2 separate regions of the Homo sapiens genome follow, and region 1 is linked to region 2. The links are chromatin loops, found by intact Hi-C in ENCODE. Cell type or tissue: CD14-positive monocyte. All regions are shown on one strand.

Evidence for each region. Peaks named below come from ENCODE experiments on the same cell type or tissue, not always from the same donor. Only the 100,000 strongest peaks of a DNase experiment are listed, where the experiment ranks them.
Region 1: it touches region 2 in a loop (4-fold over the local background); 3 of 110 quality-filtered maps call a loop at or near these places.

Annotation. Positions count from the first base shown.
Region 1 is chr7:143,125,069-143,127,568 of GRCh38, forward strand. No RefSeq gene overlaps it. Among named protein-coding and RNA genes, the nearest start is that of PIP, 5.8 kb to the right of the region's middle. RefSeq lists a silencer at 1,034-1,234. In CD14-positive monocyte, no CTCF peak of the experiment used is centred here; a DNase peak (open chromatin) is centred at 1,163; H3K4me3 peaks cover 1,519 bases; H3K27ac peaks cover 1,614 bases.
Region 2 is chr7:143,204,954-143,207,453 of GRCh38, forward strand. LOC124901764 (a long non-coding RNA gene) reads right to left here and starts at 1,761. Exons shown (of 2, transcript XR_007060567.1): 1 at 1-1,761. In CD14-positive monocyte, no CTCF peak of the experiment used is centred here; a DNase peak (open chromatin) is centred at 1,178; H3K4me3 peaks cover 1,039 bases; H3K27ac peaks cover 929 bases.

The DNA of each region.
Region 1 (2,500 bases), 80 kb before region 2:
TTCTTTTGAGCTCTTCATGGCTTATAGCAATAGGTAAAGTAAACTTTCGTGAGCAAATTGAGACATTTACCTTTCTCTCTACCTGATTTCTCCAGAATTTAGAAGCTATTCAAGAACATTATTATTTCATGGCAATATTGTTATTTTCATGAGTTCAATAAGAATCTGTTTTTCTTTGTAGCAGGACACAATTGGAGACACTGCCTATTCAAGGCTTTCACTGGAATGGCATATTTTCAGATACAACAAGGAGAATTTCTGAAACTAACTTTGGGAGAAACTTAGTTTATAGTTTAAAACACAGACAGCCCTTTCCCAAAGCAGACCTTCTTGCTGGGGGACAAGATTGCCTTTGTAGGACTAACATTAGCCACAAGATAAGAAATTATCTTGTGAGACTGATTTGAGTAATAATAAAACTCCAGTCTCCCATACAGCCTGCTCTGCATGAATTACTCTTTCTCTATTGCAAGTCCTGTCTTGATGAATTGGCACTTTGTCTAGGCAGCAGGCAAGGTGAACCCCTTGGGTGTTTACAAGGACAGCTTCAACCCATATGATTTCACCTCCAACCCAACCAATCATCAGCAAGCATCCATTACCTGGCCACTGCCACCCTTTCCCTAAACTGGCTTTGAAAAAATCCTCTTAACTATGAGCTTGGAGGAGATTGATTTGAGTACTACTTCCATGTCCCACGTGGTGTGGCCAGTCTCAGGTCTATTAAACTTTCTTTACTGCAATGCCATGGTCTTTCTTTGTGCAGCAGGCAGAAAGAACCTCTCAGGCAGTTACAATTGAAAAACAAGCAAAGGCTTGAATAGGCACCTCACAAAAGAGAATATATAATATCCAGATGACATATAAAAAGGCTAAATACCACTAATAATCACAAACATTCAAAGTAAATCACAACAAGCTCCACTACATATCCACCAGAAAAGCCAAGATTAAAAGTATTGACAATATTAAATATTGGGAAACTGTTGTGCAGTGTATAAAATGGCACCACAACTTTGGAAAACATTTTGATATTTTTGTGAAAATGAATAAAATTTAAAATCTGTTAGAACACTGCAAACTCCTTAAACTTTGAGAGAGCTGCTACTGTGATCTGAGTCATGTAGCATGTTTTGCAATTCTGCTTCTTAGATTACAGCTTAACCGTCTTCCTCATTGTTCTGGTTCTGTAAATGACTAAGAAAGACCAGAGAACAGACTTCCTCCTTCCAATCACTGATATTTATTCTAGATTAACTGCTTCCTCTATTGTTCTGTACCTAACTCAGACCAGATTGCATCCTCAAAACAGACCCCCTGAGGGTTACATCTTCAGTGTGGAATGTTAGAGATATCTTTCCAGAAAGAAAAAAAACACCTCAACTAATCAGATCATTGTAACTATGCATTAAGCCTTCCATAGAAAGGTGTTGAAATTCTGCTAAACTTCCCTGAACTTTATCTGTATAAATGATCTGAAACTTTTATACTTTGGAACACTGACTTCCATTCTTTGGAATCTGTGCTTGCTGGTGGGTACATCCTCAAGCACTGTGCTTGAATAAACTCTCTTTCAACTACACTCTGATGTTTTTGATTATTTTAGGATGACATTCTCTATAAAAAACACAGATACACATACCACATATGTAAAGGAACACAGCAACTTACCAAATCTGTTTCCCTTTCCTCCTAAGCATACAGGTATGCTAAATTTCCCAATCTCTCCTGCAGTTTGATTTGGCTACAGGACTAAGCTGTGGCAACGGGGACAAAGAATGAATGACATTCTATGATTTGGAAGCCACTTCCAAATCTTGCCCATTAAAAAAAAAATAAAACACTCCATAATTCTCCATTCTCTCTTTCACCTCTTAAAAGCTGAATACTAATACCTGAAGAAAACAAAACTATTTCACCCAAAAATATACTCCTTTGACATACTTTGAGATGGCTGTTAGAGGATCTGCAAACAGAAGCAGTGCTGCAAAGCTGTCTTTTGTGGGGAGATTTGTGTCTCTAGAGAATCTGCATTGATGCAACAGGCTTTTCCTGAGGTCCTCCCTTGCAGATCTAGGAAAGATTAACTGAGAGTCTGATACCTTTAAAGGTCTGAAAGAAACATTTACCTATTCTCTCTGAGGGCTACTATCTGTGAGATTTCACCTGCATAGTGAGGACTAAGCTCTGTTTTTGTGTGTGTGTATTTGTTTGTTTTAATCTTGGCCAAATTCCTATCTAAGGGGTCTGGAGACCATAAATGCTCATCAGATGGGTTTTATTTTAACCCTGTATATGGTGACTTACTTTCCAATCTGACTCTGGCATAACAAGGAAGAAAATCAAAATGTTTTACCCCCAAATACATTTCCTTGCCATGCCTTGAAATTGCCCTGCAAAGTCTCTTGTGGGAAAAATCCACATTCTATAGAGAATCCCCTTACTCCTTTCTTTTCCTTCCTTCCTTTCCAGATCCAGGAGATAATCACCTATGAGCCAG
Region 2 (2,500 bases):
GTAGCATCTCCTTTAGCTCAACCTAACTACAAGGAGAACGAGAAATACAAGGAAGTCCCTGCCATGTTTGGGGAGCATTTTTATCTCTGCCCCAGCATCTCCCATTTTCTGCTGAACTAAAAACCTTTCTCTTTCTCAAGATATGTGGAAAAGGAAAAGGAGAAATAAGGAATATCTCTTACTTTAGTCCTTCATTTTTCTAGCTTCCCAACTCTCCAACTCAGACTCTCGCTCTGACCCCCAAGTCAAATATGGCAGGTAGCACTGCCTTCTTTAGGGGTCTTCCAGATTATGCTACCACCACCACCACCACCACCACTCCACTTTTCAGAAACATGTGGGTTTCCACTTGTCAAAAATAAAACAACCCTCTTGATCATTATAGACTTGGGGTCTTGGCTAGAGAACAAATGAAAACAGAATTAAGAACAAAGAGGCGGGGCATGGTGGCTCAAGCCTGTAATCCCAGCACTTTTGGAGGCTGAAGCAGGTGGATCACGAGGTCAGGAGTTCGAGACCAGCCTGGCCAACATGGTGAAACCCCATCTCTACTGAAAATACAAAAATTAGCCAGGCGTGGTAATACTACTACTAATAATAATACTAATAATAACAAAGAAAAGCAAATAGTTAAGTATTTAAACATTTTGAATTCCATAAATATTGATCAAGGCCCAGTATATACCTAGACTCTTTACATTTAATATTCACTATACCCATCCAAGTTCCGGGCACCTTATAATGCACACATTTGCAAGCCACAGCCCAGCACAAAGGGCACTCCCTAAATGAGAGCAACCACAATCCCTCCTGAGAATCGCACGATGTAGAGATCCACCCTCTCTCCCTTTGAAAAAATACGACCATGGAACATAAGGCTGATCGCATCAAATATAGGAACAGAGGAGGGAGGACTCGCTGCTGGAGGGAGATAAAGCAAGTAGTCCCAATGCAGACAGTAAATGAAGGTGGCACAGGGTTCTCTGGCGTTTGTTGTATTGATGCGCCCAGCGAAAGGAAATTTGGCAGCTCTTTAGAGGTAATCTGCCTTACAAGGGACCGTGAGCTGACTGGCAAGCAACAGAGTTGCTATGCCATCATCATGGTCACATTTGTTACCCTCACTTGCGGAGGAAGAACAGTCACATTCCTCCCCACCGCAAACGTCCAAAGAGATCTGGCACCAAAGAAGACTTCCTGCTTTCCTGCCACAGCCCAAAGCCTCAGAGTCCCCCACAGATTTCACTTCCTCCATAACCTCAGATGCCATTGCTTGTAGTAAATCCATGTGATAGTGCACAGAAGCACACACACATACAGGGAGGTCTTCATTTCTTTCCTCCCTCTTTCCTTCCCTCATTCCTTCTCTTCCTTACCTCCTTCCTTTCTTTCCACTTTTCTCTCTTCCAACTTCCTTCCCTCAACCAATTTATTTATTGGTAGCCTAACACATGGACAGGCATATCTCTTTAATTTAGAAGATAAGACTTTACTACATGCAATTTAAAAGTAAAATGCACCTGTCCCCAAATAAACAGGGACAAATACATGGAGAGAGACAGAATTCAGCTTCAGTTGCATACTTCTGCCCACCACCTGAGCAAAACATACAGCTACACAGGTTCTTTCCTTTGTCAGATAATTCTAGCAACTTTTTGGCATGAAGATAGCATGCACCCACAGAGCTAAGTATATAAATGCTGTCTTACTTCCAATATCTGCAGTGAACCTGGAGTAGAGCTTTCACAATTCAATCCTATTTAGGACCTAGAGACAGGTTAATTCTGTTTAACTCTTATCACTCTTCCCTCCCTCCCACCCACCATGTCAGTCTCTTATGTGGCTCTTCTCTCTGGACCTGAAGCTCTGTTGAGGATTGAGCCCAGTTCTCCAGCTTTGCATTTCCCTCAGGCCCTATACTAATGTGGGAGGCACAAAATACCTATGTCTTATTGCATTATCTTCATGACCTGCTGCACTTTATCCTGAATATTCCATTCCATTCAAACAGATATTCCAACATCTTGTTCCCTTCATGTAACACACAACCATTTTTGGTGCTCCATAATCTTCTATCTCCCCAATGCCGTCCCCCCCGCAAAGAAAGAAAAAACAAAAACAAGCAAAAGACCCAAATCACTGTATCTCTTTTTATGGAAAAATTACAACCAGAATATATTTGCCACTTTTTAATTGATGACCTAAACAGGTAAACTCTGTAAAATATTTGCAGAGATTTATTCCGAGCCAAGTATGAGTGACCGTGGCCCATGACACAGCCCTCAGGAGATCCTGAGAACATATGCCCAAAGTGGACAGGCTACAACTTTGTTTTATACAGTTAGGGAGGCAAAAGACATCAATCACTAAAACTTAAAGTGTAATAAAAAAAAAAAAAGAAAAAAAAAAGACATCAATCAATATAAGATGTATATTGGCTCAGTCCAGAAAGGTGGGACAACTGGAAGGGGGTGCTTTCAGGTCATAGGCAAATTCAAAA